2 separate regions of the Homo sapiens genome follow, and region 2 is linked to region 1. A link is an interaction called in ENCODE POLR2A ChIA-PET data of the cell type or tissue named here. Cell type or tissue: A673. All regions are shown on one strand. Each heading gives the region's core, and the rest is flanking DNA. Links, peaks and the distances in the headings are about the cores only.

The links. ChIA-PET counts read pairs that join two places held together with the same protein. Peaks named below come from ENCODE experiments on the same cell type or tissue, not always from the same donor. Only the 100,000 strongest peaks of a DNase experiment are listed, where the experiment ranks them.
Region 2: POLR2A ChIA-PET joins it to region 1 with 5 read pairs; 4 of 35 experiments call an interaction of 5 or more read pairs at or near these places.

The regions. Positions count from the first base shown.
Region 1 is chr2:39,404,886-39,412,991 of GRCh38, forward strand. The region is part of intron 1 of MAP4K3 (mitogen-activated protein kinase kinase kinase kinase 3); the gene reads right to left. Among named protein-coding and RNA genes, the nearest start is that of MAP4K3, 28 kb to the right of the region's middle. RefSeq lists an enhancer at 3,981-4,130. In A673, for the core only: no CTCF peak of the experiment used is centred there; no DNase peak of the experiment used is centred there; H3K27ac peaks cover 1,021 bases.
Region 2 is chr2:39,535,429-39,543,534 of GRCh38, forward strand. All of the region lies in intron 5 of MAP4K3-DT (MAP4K3 divergent transcript), which reads left to right. Among named protein-coding and RNA genes, the nearest start is that of MAP4K3-DT, 100 kb to the left of the region's middle. In A673, for the core only: no CTCF peak of the experiment used is centred there; no DNase peak of the experiment used is centred there.

The DNA of each region.
Region 1 (8,106 bases), core at 2,090-6,089:
GCTGGGATTACAGGCTTGAGCCACCACACCCAGCCGATTTCTGAGGTTTCTAACTCCAGTCCCTGGCTCCCAGATGGCATCTCTGGACCCACCTGGGGTCTAGAGGAACTCCTCAACCTGAAGGGAAGGACACAAGCCTGGTTGGCTTCACCATCTGCTGATTACAGATACCTAGGGTCTTGAGCAAACATAGGCAGTAACCAGGTAGGGGTCACAGCGGGCCTTGGGCAAGACCCAGTGCTGTGCTGGCTTCTGGTCTGACCCAGCACAGTCCTGGTACGGGTGGCAACAGAGGACCTTGTGTCACCCCTCCCCCAGCTCCAGGCAGCTCAGAACAGAGAGAGAAATGATGTTTCTTTAGGAAAAAGTAAAGGAAGAGAATAAGAGACTGCCTATGATACAGGGAATTCTTTTGGATCTTATTGAAGACCACCAAGGACGTACCTCTACAAGTCTACTAGAACTACAGTGTTACTGGGATTGGGTTGTCCTTTACTGCAGGTATGGCTTAGATTACAAAATCCAAGTCCTTTTGAATATCTGCAAGGCCTTCCCAAGAAAGACAAATACAAACAAGCCCAGACTAGAAAGACTACAAGAAATACCTAACTCTTCAATGCCCAGACATGAACAAACATCCATAAGCATCAAGACCATCCAAGGAAACATGACCTCATCAAACAAACTAAATAAGACACCAAGGCTGGGCACGATGCTCACACCAGTAATCCCAACACTTTGAGAGGCTGAGACAGGAAGACTACTTGAGCCCAGGAATTCAAGACCAGCTTGGGCAACGTGTTGAAATGCCGTGTCTACAAAAAATACAAACATTAGCCAGCTGCAGTGGTGTGCACCTGTGGTCCCATCTACGTGGGAGGCTGAGGTGGGAGGATCACCTACCTAAGCCTAGGAGGTAGAGGTTACAGTGAGCCGAGATCATGCCACTGCACTCCAGCCTGGGTGACAGAGTGAGACCCTATCTCAAAAAATAAAACAAAATAAAAAAGACACCAGGGGCCAATCCTGGAGAAACCAAGATATGTGATCTTTTAGAAAGAGAATTCAAAATAGCTGTGTTGAGGAAACTAAAAAAAATTCAAGATAACTCAGAGAAGGAATTCAGAATCCTATCAGATAAATTTAACAAAGACACTGAAATAATTAAATAGAATCAAGCAGAAATTCTGCAGTTGAAAAATGCAACAGACATACTGAAGAGCACATTGGAGTCTCTTAATAGCAAAACTGATCAAGCAGAAGAAAGAATGAGTTAGCTTGAAGACACGCTATTTGAAAACAGAGGAGACAAAAAAAGAATTAAAAAAACAAGCACATCTGCAAGATCTAGAAAAAAGCCTCCAAAGGACAAATCCAAGACTTATTGGCCTTAAAAAGGAGGTAGAGAAAGAGACAGGGGTAGAAAGTGTATTCAAAGGGATAAGCAGAGAACTTCCTAAACCTAGAGAAAGATATTAATATCCAAGTACAAGAAGGTTATAAAACACCAGCAGATTTAACCCAAAGAAGACTACCTCAAGACATTGAATACTCCAAACTCCCAAAGGTCAAGGATAAAGAAAAGACTCTTTAAGCAGCAAGAGAAAGGAAAATATACACTGGAGATCTAATACATCTGACAGCAGACTTTTCAGTGGGAGCCTTACAGGCCAGGATAGAGGGGAAAGGCATAAAGTGAGGAAGGAAAAAGAACTTTTGCCCTAGAATAGTATATTCAGCAAAAATATCCCTCAGACATGAAGTAGAAATCAAGACTTTCCCAGACAAACAAAAACTGACAGATTTCATTAACACCAGACCTGTCCTACAAGAAATGCTAAAGGGAGTACTTCAATCAGAAAAAAAAAGGATGCTAATCAGCAACAAGAAATCATCTGAAGGTATAAAACTCACTGGTAACAGTACACAGAAAAACAGAATATTACAACACTGTAATTGCGGTATGTAAACTACTCTTAAGTAGAAAAACTAAAAGAAAAGAATACTTCTCAATTGAGGCTAGCATTATTCTGATAACAAGACACAGATGTTACAAGAAAACTACAGACAAATATACCTCATGAACATAAAAAATTCTTAAAATTTTAGCAAATCAAATACAATGTTAGAAGGGATAATACATCATGATCAAGTGGTATTTATCCTAAGAATACAAGGTTTAGTATTAGAAAAATCAATCAGTATAATTCACTGTATTAACAGACCAAAAATGAACAAAAATTGGTCATCTCCACAGAATAAAAAAGTAAATAAAATCTAAAATCTGTTCCTGATACAAACTCAGCAAACAGGAAATAAAGAGAACTGTGCCAATATAGCAAATAGCATATGAAAAAGACCTAAAGCTAACATCAAAGGAAATGGTGAAAGCCTAAATAGTATCTTCCTAAGAGCAGGAACAAGGGAAGAATGTCTGCTCTCACCACTTCTATTAACAACTTAAAGGAAAAAAAAAAAAAAGGATTTAAAGTTGAAGAATGCCAGTTGGAGAATGGTTTGATAATCTGAAGAAGTGGTTTGGCTTAAAAACGTCAAGAAAACAGAAGAAACAGCTACTGCCAACCAAGAGGCAGCAGAGGAGCTCCCAGACACCATTAAGAAAATCATTCAGGAGAAAGGTTATCTGCCTAAACAGGTTTGTTTGTTTGTTTTTGTTATTTTTGTTTTGTTTTTTATAGAGCGAGAGACAGGATCTCACTCTATTGCCCAGGCTGAAGTGCTGTGGCATGACCTTGGATCACTGCAGCCTCAACCTCCTGGGCTAAAGTGATCCTCTCATCTCAGCCTCCTGAGATGGAAACTGAGACCACAGGTGCATGCCACCACATACAGCTAATGCTCTTATTTTTTATAGACATGGGGTCTCACTATGTTGCCCAGGCTGGTCTCAAATTCCTGGGCTCACGTGACCCTCCCATCTCGGCCTCCCAAAGTGCTGGGAGTGCAGGTGTAGGCCACTGTGTCTAGCACTGAACAGGTTTTTTAATGCAGATGAAAGTGCCCTATTTTGGGAAAAAAATGCCACAAGATATTAGTAAAGAAGAGAAGCAAGCACAGGATTTATGGCAGGAAAGGATAGGCTAACTCCATCCACTGTTTTGTGCAGATGCAGTCAAGTTTATGATCAGGACTGCTCTTATCTACAAAGCTTTTAACCCTTGAGCCTTAAAGGGAAAAAATAAACACCAGCTGCCAGTCTTTTGGTTGTACAAAACAAAAACAAAAAGCAAAAAATAAAAAAAACCATCTAGATAACAAAACCCTTTTTCTGGATTGGTTCCTTCCATGCTTTGTCTGTAAAGTCAGGAAGTACCTTCTCAGTAAGGAACTGCCTTTTAAAGTTCCTTTGATATTAGACAATGCCCCTGGCCACCCAGATCCCAGGAGTTCAACACTGAAGATGTCAAAATAGTCTACTTGACCCAAGCACAATATCTCTAATTCAGCATCTAGATCAGGGGGTCATAAGGACCTTTAAGGGTCATTAGACACGATACTCTAGGGAAGGGACTGTCAATTCAATGGAAGAGAACACCAACAGAGAGAATGTCATGAATGTCTGGAAGAATTTCATCATTGAAGATATATTGCTGTTACAGAAAAAACCTTTAAAGCCATCAAGCCTGAAACAAAAAATTCCTGCTGGAGAAAACTATGCCCAGATGTTGCACATGACTTCACAGGATTTATGAGAGTCAGTCAAGGAAATCATGAAAGAGATTGCAGATATGGCAAAAAAAAAAAAAAGGTGGTGGGGGGTTGGGTGGGTGAAGGGTTTCGAGATATGGATCTTAGAGAAATTTAAGAGCTAACAGATACCAAACCAGAGGAATTAACAGAAGCAACTTGATGGAGATGAGTGCTTCTAAAGCAGTGCCAGACGATGAGGAAGAAGACAAAGAAGAAGCAGTGCCAGAAAGCAAAGTAACATCAGGCAATCTGGCAAATGGGTTTGATTCTCCAAGACTGCTTTGACTTCTTTTATGACAGGGATCCTCCCATGATACAGGCACTGAAACTAACAGTGGGAGGATTGGTACCATATAGAAACATTTTTAGAGAAATGAAAAAGCAAAAAAGCCAGACAGAAATTACAATGTATTTCTGTAAAGTTATACTGTGCCTGCCTCTTCTGTCTTTCCTTTCACTTCTGCCACCCTGACAGCAAAACCAACCCTTCCTCTTCCTCCTCAGCCTACTCAACATGAAGACAAGGATAGACACTTATGATGATCTACTTCCACTTAAGGAATAGTAAATATATTTTCTCTTCCTTATGATTTCTTCGCCTTTCCTTTTCTGTAGCTTACTATATTGTAAGAATATAATACACAATACATATAAGAAATACACGTTAATTAACTATTTATATTATCAGTAAGACCTCTGGTCAACAGTAGACTATTAGTGGTTAAGCTTTGGGGAAGTCAAAAAGTTATACATGGATTTTCCACTACATGGGGGGCTGGCTCCCCTAACCTCTCTGTTGTTCAAGGATCCACTCTAATATTGCTGAACTTCAATAAATGATCCACTTGGAAGCTGGCTGCAGTGGCACCAGCTTATAGTCCCAGCTACTCTAGAGGCTGAGGCAGGAGAATCATTTGAACCCAGAAGTTTGAGTCCAGCCTGGGCAACATTTAAAAACAAAACGACAACAACAAATCACTTAAAGCTAAACTAGATGTTTCAGCCAGTTTGTAAATTTCTCCAGAAAATATTGAGTATGCAGAGAACAGAAATCGGAAGAGAAAAATAAAGCATAGTAGATATTGAGATATACTCAGAGTTGAAAATAAACAAAAACAAGGTTAATTTAACAGTGTGAACAGAAATAGACTAAAAATAATTATCCATATTCTACATGGAATCTCTGTTTATGTTACAGTTGGTATAAATGCCTATTTACCTAGTACTATAATAAATGTAAAGACAGATCTCTAATTCACAGGCACTGAGATAAAGGACAATGTGGTTAAGCAATAACTGAAGACTCAATAGCACTTAAAGGGATAGTTTCTAAGTGCTAATTCCAATGATGGAATGAAAATAGCAGAAAGGTATTTCCATTGTTAAGGTACTTTGAAAAACTTCTTACCACAAACTGAAACATAAAATGCTACATATGATTATGCCCAACATTTGCTTTTTCAATATCCTTTACGTTTTTCTGACTACAGCGAAGAAGTAACTTTGGTTAATCTCTTTTTAGTTTCTACTTACACCTAGGTCTGGGTATGGTAGTTTGGGATTGTGGAGGAGGGAGCTGCTAATCTGTCATTTAAAGCAACAGCTGATTTCTAGTTCAGCAACAGGCCACTGCATCATCTACACATAAGAGGCAGCTGAACCCTTTATAGATTGGCAGGACATACCACAAATAGCCACAATCAAGAATTTGGAGTTCCCTGTATTCACGCAACATCCTGTACCCATGTCAATAATTAGACATAATTTTACAATCCTAGAAAATTAGAGCAATAAAATCATAACAAAGCAACTGGTAATATTATGAAGATCTTAGCATTTCTTGTAAAGCTTTCTATCTTTATAAATGTTGGTTCTTTGCTAATACATTATAATAACAAACTCTACTGAAAACCATTACAGTCACATGTCACTCTAACAGCCAAAAATCTTATTACATGATTTTGGAACACATACACAAGTGTGTGCAGAAAGCAGTATTTCTCTTCCACAGACAAATGGTAAATTATTTATCATGAAAATAATATTTAAAAGATCATTTTTAAAAAGGTCTTTGCATGGTGGAAGACTAAAACTAGTACTTTTCATAATATGAAGGATAACAACATTTCCAAGTTTTGAAAAGCTTTTCTAGCTCTTCAAAAATGTAATTTTCACTATAGCAATTAAACCAAAATGCACAGAATAGCCATTTTAGCTATACAAAAGGATATACGGTACAATGACATCAAAGGCACATATGTCATAGTTTTTGCTACTGATATCCTAGAATTGTTTTTGTATGTCATCTTTTCAAAGAAACATATCTTCACCATATAATCTACATTAGCATTAAATACACCTTTGAGAAACTGTTTAAAAGAACAAAATATTTTGATATCATTATGCCATTTTTTTTACTTAAGCTGGAGATAAATGAACAGAATCTATGTCTTTTTAAATACAGGACAGTAATTCAACAGTAATTTTTAAAAACAAAGTATACTCCATATAATTGTATGCCTTAAGTTTAAGTGAATTTCCTGTGAGGACTGGGAAATGGATATTTACATCAGAGAAATGTTTTCTTCTTGGCGTCTATTTTTAGTTAAAACCGTTATTTAAAATCCAATTTTAAAGCAGAGTACAGACAGAAAGCCAGTAAGTTTGACTCCCTCACTTCTGACACGAAGGCAGATGTTTTCCCTACATTTTTCCTACTTAAATCATACTAGAAAGTTGTGGTACATATTCCAGATTGAGTGTACCAATTTACATTCCCTCTCTAAACAGTGACTCCATTTCATGATGTGAGCATGAGGAAAGAATGGTGTATGGTTTCAGTGTCTTGTTTAGTTATTAAATACTTACTGAGAGCTAATCACATGCCAGGTATGGTGCCGGGTACAGGGACACAAAGATATGGTTTATGCTTATGCTTAATGTCTTTGCTAGACGATTAAACTACAATGTTACAATTCTGGAAATCCATTTCTCTGATGACCACTGGTGAGAAAGTGGATGGAACCAGTAAGCTTTTATCTGGCAAAGGCTTCGTCATCCATTCAGTTCTAAGTGCATCAAGTATCTGTCAAGTACTTTCATGAGCACAGAAGTTTGTCAGAATTGAACAAAATAACTCTAAGGAACTGTGACTGTTAGCAATGAAAAAAATGTGACGATCTGCAGAGAGGGAAAGTGACTAAACGTAATGGCTTGAGGTTCGAAGGGTAATGGCTACATATCTACATGGTGACTAAATCTACATGGTGACTAATAAAAGGAAGCTTAAACACTTGACAACACGCTTCATGGCACTCTAGAGAGTTTACAAAGTATGTCACATATATTATTTCATTTTAACTTTCCTGACCATATCATTTTACAAGGCAAGAAATGAGTGAGGGTAAACCAGGCTTTCAGTAGTACACTAACTCTGCATTTCCCAAAGTGTGTTCTGTGGAATTGGAATATTACAGTCATTAGGAAGATCACTTTAAAGATCAAATGTTCCAGAAAACACACTTTGGTAAACTGCAATGATTTGCCAAATAAGACCAAAATAATTAAGTCAGAGAACATACTTTCAGGGGCAAAATCAGTAACAGCTAGCGCGGGTCAGGGCCCTGGAAAAAGACCACCAAATTGGATCTACAGGAGATCGCGCCACACCTAGCTGCAGTCACCACCATCTCCTTTCAGCTATACGCTGAACAGCTCACTGTAGCAATTAATGTCGTCCCCCAAAATATTTACTGACCTTCTATTGTAGTCCATCTATTACACTAGAAGCTGGAGATATAACAAGGAATAAGACAAAGAAGGCCCCTGATCCCACGAAGCTTACATTCCAGTTAAGGGAAATAAAAACAAAAAAAATTAGATTGATTAGTCCTAGGCAGGAGGAAAAGCAAAAATACCTAGATGATATGATAGAATATGACTTGAGATAAGCTATTAAAATAAAAACAAACAAACAAAAAATAAAACCCTAGAAACACTCAGAAGGGCTTTCCTAAACGGCGATCATGAAAATAGCCCTAAATTTACATGACAATGAAGAACAGGAACAAATACTACTGCAATAGTAGTTAACGTTTATGAAGTACTTACTATGTACAGGTTATGTACTAAGATTTAAATGCTTTGTTATTTAAACTTCACAATTTAAATATCATTAACTATTCTCGTCTTACAAATGAATAAATTGAGGCATAAAGAAATTAAATTACATGTCCAAGATTAAAAAAAAAACCTTAAAAACTAGTACAGCTAAAATTCAAATCTGGCAATCAAGAGGCTAAGTTCCTAACTACTTGGTCATCTGACCAAATAGTATCTATCTGGTAGATAGTAACCTGCCATTTCAATATTTTTAAAGATTTCTTGTATTTTCTA
Region 2 (8,106 bases), core at 1,326-5,325, 130 kb after region 1:
ATAAAACCAGATATAATTAACAAACAAACAAACCTATCTGCCTGCTGTTCTAACTTGTTATAATAAGTGTTATTTCTACTTACAAACACTATCCTGTCAGCATCATGCTGTTTCTTTAATAAGACTTCTGCACTGGGGGGAAAAAAGGTTTGCATTAAACTTAAGTCTTGACTTGTCTCTATTCTATTCTTGCTCATCTGCATTCAGATCCAATTTGCTTCGAGGTTGAAAGGAACTAAAGTGTCTAAACCATCTCCAAGAGAGAGAGGAGGGACCTTTCTGCTCTTACAGTTGGATGAAGGATGGGGCTGCCCTGAGGCTTGCACAGACACCCTTATTTCCTTGCTGTTGGGCCTAGATGACCCCTGTAGCCAGCAGAGTAGGCAAAAACCCCTTCTGCTTCCTGGCGTTAATTTTCCAGGTGAATGACGATGTTTTCATATGCTTGATAAGTTCCAGAGGCTCATGTGAGTGGACAGATCTAGAGAGGACTTCGGCTCCAGAGCTCATCTGTGGTTTGGTAAGAGTGGCAAACTGAATGACAATAATTGGAGAGTTGCTGAGGTGGCAAATACAGCAGCAAAGATAATGCTATGTGATCGAAATGTTAGGGGCTTATGGTTTTTCTTCTTTGGATTCTTAAAATTAGTTTTTTTAATTCTGGAAAACTTCAAACATATACAAAACAAGACAAAATAAAAATAATGAACTCTCCCCAGATGCGGTGCCTCACGCCTGTAATCCCAGCACTTTGGGAGGCTGAGGCAGGTGGATCACCTGAGGTCAGGAGTTCAAGACCAGCCTGGCCAACATGATGAAACCCGATCTGTACTAAAAATACAAATATTGGCCTGGCATGGTGGTGCATGCCTGTAATCCCAGCTTACTCAGGAGGCTGAGGCATGAGAATCGCTTGAACCCGGGAGGCAAAGGTAGCAGTGAGCCAAGATCGCGCCACTGCACTCCAGCCTGGGCGATAGAGCGAGACTCCATCTCAAAAACAAAACACAACCAAACTATCATGCCATCACTCATTTTCCGTAATTATTTTCTGACATCTTGTTAACCTATATCCCTACTAATTTCTCCCTCCTGTATTATTTTTGAAGCAAATTCAAGACATCATATCATTTAATCTGTAAATATTTTAGTTTGTTTTTCTAAAAATTAAACACTTCTTTTTAAAAATGTAACAATATCACAAATACGCTTAAAAGTAGTTAATAATTAATTTCTTAATATAATCAAATATACTGTATTTAAATTTTCAGTTGTCTCATAAACAAATTTTTAAAATAGTTTCATCATGATTCAAGTAAAGTCCTACAATATGACTATTTGATATGTTTATTAAGTCTTTCTTTGCCCCTTTTCAAAATAAACTGTTTATTTTGGAATAATCATAGATTTACAGAAAAGTTGCAGACACAGTACAGAGAGTTCCTGTGTACTTTTCACCCAGTCCCCCTTATATTAGCATCTTACATAATTACTGCATACTTGTCAAAACTGAGGTAATCATTGGTACATTACTATTAACTAACCTATAGGCTTTATTCAGATTTCACTAGTTTTTCCCTTGATGCCACTTTTTTTCCAATTCAGGAGACCACAATACATTTATTAATAGTCATTATGATTCCTTAGACTCCTCTGATTTGTGCATTAGTCAGTCTTGTTTTTCATGAGCTTGACAATTTTGAAGAGTTCTGGTCAGATATTTTGTAGAAAGTCTCTCAATTTGGATTTGTCTGATGTTCTCTTATGATTAGACTAAGGTTATGGGTTTTGGGGAAGAATACCACTGATTCTTCGCATAGAATAAAGTTTCCTTCTCATGGCCTTGTATCTGGGGGTACAGAGTACATATCAACATGACTTTAAGTCTCTTTAATCCACCTCTCTATCTCTATCTCTTTCTCTTTCTTTTTTCCTAGTGCAAGTTACTTTCTGAGTCACTCGGGGTTTTTTGGTTGATAAAAGAAAAACTTAGCTGGGCACAGTGGCTCTTGCCTGTAATCCTAGCACACTGGGAGGCCAAGGCAGGTGGATCCCTTAAGCCAGGAGTTTGAGACCAGCCTGGGCAACATGGCAAAACCCCATCGCTACTAAAAATACAAAAATTAACTGTGTGTGATGGCACATGCCAGTAATCCCAGCTACTCGGGACGCTGAGGCAGGAGAATTGCTTGAACCTGGGAGGCAGAGGTTGCAGTGAGCTGTAATCGCGCCACTGCACTCCAGCCTGGGCGACAGTGAGACTTCGTCTCAAAAAAAAAAAAAAAAAAAACCAAGAAAAACTTCAACCAAGTTAAATTTAAAGGAGTTTAATTGAGCAATGAACAATTCGCGAATCGGGCAGCCTCCTGAGCCAGGGTAGGCTCAGGGGCGCAGCGCAGCCACGTGGTGGAACAAGATTTATGAACAGAAAAAGGAAAGTGATGTACAGAAAATGGAAGTGAGGTATGGAAACAGCTGCATTGGTTACAGCTCGGCATTTGCCTTATTTGTACATGGTTGAACTGTTAGCTACATTGGATTGGCCAAAACTTGGTGACTGGCACAAGTGTAGGCTATGGTCTGGTTACACCTCCACTTGTTATAGTTCACAATGTACAGAAAAACCTTTAGGCTGAACTTAAAATATGTAAGCAGAGAGCTTTAGGCTGAACTTGATTTAACATGGTTTTATTTTGTTTTTAACAAATAGAGGCCATGATGACTGTTTAGGCTGAGTAATGGAGGCCTCTGCTCCAAGGGCAGGCTGCTTTTCAAACAGTTGCCATCTCAGTAATTTTTATCCATTTGCATCTCACAACATCACAAGACAGGTTTACATAAAAGTCCAGGTTACCCTGCAGGCTGCGTGGTAACCTTTGATTTTAGGTTGATACTGGAGAGAAGGTCCGAGAAGAAGCCATCCTTAACAGGAAATACATTAAAAAAATTCTTTGAAACTGGTTCCTGTGTCATTGAAAGGCTTGGGTAAGAACACACACATGGCTGGGCATGGTGGCCCATGCCTGTAATCCCAGCACTTTGGGAGGCCGAGGTCAGCAGATCACCTGAGGTCAGGAGTTCGAGGTCAGCCTGACCAACATGGCAAAACCCCGTCTCTACTAAAAATTCAAAAATTAGCCACACCTGGTGGTGGGCACCTATAATCCCAGCTACTCGGGAGGCTGAGGCAGGAGAATCACTGGAACCTGGGAGGTGGAGGCTGCAGTGAGCCGAGATTGTGCCATTGCATTCCAGTCTAGGCAACAGAGCAAGACTCTGTCTCAAAAAATAAAAAATAAATAAAAAGGACATATATCCATATCCCCTGTAGAGGTATGTATTATTGATATTAGAAAGAGAATACACTGTCTTAGTCCATTTTTGTGTTAGCTGTGACTGGGTAATTTGTTAAAAAAAAAAAAAAGAGGTTTATTTGGCTCATGATTCTGGTGGCCAAAAAGTCCAAGGTGGGGCAGCTGCATCTGGTGAGGTTCTCATGCTGCTTTGACTCATAGCAGACAATGAAAGGGGAGCAGGCATGTGCAAAGAGATCACATGGCAAGAGAGGAAGCAAGAGGGGAAAACTGAAGAAGCCAGACTCTTTTTTAACAGCCTGTCCTGGAGGAAACTAATCCATTCACACAAGAATGAGAACTCATTCACCCCTGTGGAAGGGCATTAATCTATTCATAAGGGATCCACCCCCCATGACCCACGACTCCCTCTAGGTTCCACCTCACAACATTGCCACATTGGGGATCAAACTTCACCATGAGTTTCAGCAGGGACAAAGCACATCCAAACCATAACATACACCAAGACTTCAGGAAATTCTTATAAATGGACACTGGGGATGATTAAAATCTTCTGACATTGGCTCTGACTAACCAGAGTCCTCAAGTTTTCACATGGCAGGATAATAGCACAAGCAAAGGAAGAAAAAAAAAAAACACAATTGTCTCCCTCATGACCACAGTGCTTTACTTTTTCCCGTGTGTCTTTGCCTGTATTACCTAATGTCATTGTTGAAGTACTTGCCTTAGTAGGAAGTATCACCTTTGCTCTGATAAGGAAACTGAGAAGGCTGAGAGAGGTCCTATAGCTTTGTCAGATGGCCAGTTATGGCTGGAACTGGGGTTAGGATACAGGTGTCCTTCCTTTGCATGCTGTTGTCAGGTAAGATTCAGGCAGATGCCATCCAGGATCAACCTTTGAAGGCTTTTTGATATCAAAATATCAAACATCTCAGGATGAATGATTAAAATTAGAATTTAATGGTATAGCCCCAAGCTTCTCATAGTGGACAGCTCAAATGTTGATTTGGAAGACTTGTGCTCTAAATCTGGCTTAGTGTTGCTATACCAATAGATACCTTCAATAGCAATCCTCTTTTGTTTTGACTACTGGGGTTCAGGCAGCAGCTCTGATCCTCTCAGCACATGGTCTTGGTCAGGAGGATGAATAACTGGCCATGTCTTATTACAATTTGTTCCTGGAGGTGCTCCTTGGCTTCCAGCCTCCCCAGAGCAGGGTCACACTTGGAGCCCACATAGCCCAGCATTCTGGAGCAGAATGGTACTTCTGAATCCAGCCCTTGGTAGCTCTCATCATAAATGTGGAAGCACATTTGTAATTGCAAAATATGCAAGGCAAGGGGATGGAGAGAGAAAAAAGAGTGATTCACCAAGGCTCTCCTGCAAGAAAAATCCAGCATTGAAACATACCTTGACATCTCAGATACAATGTCTACTTCTGGTAATGAAGATGCTGACACCAGAGTGCTACTGTGATGGGGTCCTCTTATTAACAGAGCCATGATTGTAATATGGGTGAAAAGCTCAGGCTAATGAGGGTGACTTTGAATATACCCTTGGTTTTACAAGAAGGATCTATTGCTCTTTCCCCTTGCTTGGTCCATGGGCAGGCAGCGGAGTTTAATGATGCTTCACACACAGTGTGCCTCCACCGTGGTAAGGCATTTCAAGGAAACTCTAGTTGGGCTTTTGCATTGTTGGACCATTAATATTTTTAATGGTGACAATAAAAGCTGGAAGAACTCAAATCTCAGCAAGGGTTTTCAAGAGGCAGTATAATAATGAGGCAAGCTGAGCCCTGGGTGGTAGGGCCTCCAGGTTCTTGCTCTGCCCCTGGCTGGCTCTATATCCTTGATCTTGCCACTTAACCCTGCTTTCTGAGTTCCAGAGGAATGTGCAGGTGAAACTCTCCTTGCCCTGCCTTGTGGGTAAGCTTTGAGAAACAACAGATTGGGAGTGTAGAAGGTGGGGGGAGTTTGAAAGAAAGAGAAAAGGGGAAAACAGGTTACATTTTGAACACAGAAATTACTTAATAATAAGCAGTGACAGAATGCCTACACAGTGGAGTTTTGTAGTCAGAGTGAAGATTTATTTGGCATTTAAAATTCGTTTTTTTCAGTGAGCACAGGCTATTTGAGGGAGTTGAGAGAAAGGAGAAAAGGGAAAGAAATTTAAAATGTCAAGAATAATCTATGTAGAGGTTTCTACCAAAAATTCTACTGATTTACAACTCTTCCTACTTACAGGAAACAGATCTTTCTATTAGGATTATTCACACCATGGCTGTTTTCTACACTGTTGAATAGCGCGAGGTTTCTTCACCCACCCCATTTCCCCAACAATTGTCTAAAGCTCAAAAAGCAAAGCCATTTAGATTGTTGGCCCTCTGAGGCCTTAGAACAATGAATGACCTAATTTTTTCCACAAGTCCTGTTGCTGAGCCTGTGTGTCTCACCTTTTTAGCTGGCTTATCTTGGGGACCTTATGAAACTGTGTGCCTAAGAATAACCTAGTGTTTTAAAAACAAATAGACTAAGTCCTGTGTGAGCCTCTCATGAAGGGCATTTCTAATTCCCTCTTGGAAGCTTGAGCTTGGATTGGTCATCGGTATTTTAGGGTTATCTGCTGAGTTTAGTTTTCCCCCTACCCTGTTTTGTCAGGATCTTGCCTTCCCTGACCCTCCTCATAGTTCCAGATGACATCTGGGTCATGGCAAAATGTGGACACTCTGGTGAAGCCCTGAATCTGGCCAGAGAATGTGGCTCTGCATTCAGCCCAGGGTACTGAAGGTTCCTGGCTGGGTGAGGAGAATCATGAATCTCATGGGAGCCAGCAGGGTTAAAGTTGCTTCTGCCTCTCACAGACCAAACTCAGATCTTGCTGGGCTAAGGGGTTAATACATCTGAAGTGGCTTAACAACTACCCCCGCTCAGTATTTCTTGTCCATTTGTTCTTGAGGATGCTATCTCTGACGAATCCTGACTCGATCTCCTGGGAGAGACAATGTGAGGACTGTAGATACTTACTTGGTCACACTTCTGTCATCCGATGACGGCCTGTGTCTGTTCCCATTCCTCACCTTAGTAGACATCTTTGCTCCTAGTCCTTTCCAGGGTTTATACCCATTGACAGGGCACTTTCCTTGGTGGTTAAACATTCTAGAAGATTCGTTGGTGACATCTTGGTCCTGTTTTGAACAGGTCTTACACAAATTCCGTCTTGGTTATACACTTACTATGGACGTGGCTTGGAATGGAAAGAGCACTGGATGGGGAGTCAGGAGATGGGATTCTAGTCTCCGCTCTGCCACTCACTTTATGACCCAGGAAATGCTCTTTCAGTTCCAAGGGTATTATTTTTCTTCCTTGTAAATTGAGGGGTTAGTCTACTGCTAAGAGGATCTCTAAAGGCCTATGCAAAAAGAAGTAGAACATTGATCTGGTGAAAAAGGTGAACAACTTGTAGCGTTCTGCAAGTATGCTGTATGTTTATGTGTATAAGTGCCAACAGGTCTGAGAAAAAGAAGATACTGATAAAAGAAACTGCTTAACTATTCTCATCTCTATGATTGCATAGAAATCAGTTATTTGTAATGGAGTTTTGCCTACTCAGTATAAACAAGGAAGGAAAAGTCTTCCTGTATTGGCCTACTGGGTCTAGGCTTCTGAAGACCACCAGTGGCCATTTTATCACCTGTAAATGTTATCAAGATAGCATGTGAGGGCTGCAACCATGGGGATTTGTAAGCTGCTGGCTATTTTTTTTTTTTTTAACAATAGTGATGGTTTACCAACATTTATTCTTTCTGAAAGTTAGCTATACAAGGCTGTTATTTATTTATAAGTGTAAGATAGGAAAAGAGATGGAAACAGTGCCTTAAACCAGATGGAGCATGGACAGATGCTGGCCAAGATATCCTTCCACTAGTGGCCCTTGCAGGCTAAGCATTCAGCCTCCAGGGCAAAGGCAGGCAATTATGTTAAATCACGCAAAACAGATTGGCAGTTCGGTAAAGCATGCAAAATGGATTGAAAGTAGCAAGCTACTTAATTGTCAGTAGTGATCCCAGACCCAATGGCTGCAGAGATAAAGAACAAGGATTAACTCTTATAATGTGCCCCACTCCTTCTAAAACACTTTTTTGTGGAAAGCACAATACACACATTTCAGCTTATTACCATTTTCCAATTAGTATTAACTCATTAGTACAGCATGAGTGAGTTTGGAATTTTCAGCCCAACAATCATGCAGTAGCATGGGGGTCTTCATACACCTCCTGTAATCTCAGCAAAATGTCCAAGATTACCCCCTCCTTTGCTTTAATTAGAAAACTGGATTGCAAATCAGAATAGGAATATAAAATTGACTTTTGTCTCTCTTACTAATTCCGTCACCTGGAACAAGGCACCTAGTCTATTTGGAATTCAGTTTCTGCAACACCACCTTTTTATGTTTACATCTGTAAAGATGTCCACACTATATTGTTAGGCAGAAGAAGCAGGTGATAAATAATTCATTTATGCATTACTCCACTTTGCTACAGTAATCATGACCCCCCCAGGTCTCAGTGGCTTATAATAATAATGTATTTCTCTTTCATATATATATATATATATTCCTCTTTTATACATATGTTAATGGCTGCAGTAATCTGCATTTCAGCTCCTTGTGTCTGCTTATTCTGGGACCCAAGTTGAGGAAGCTGTCTCCTACTCACAGCAGAGGGAAAGAGCAAGAGAACTCAGAGAAACACACAATGGCTCTTTAAACTTCTGGTCTGTCGTGGTGTATG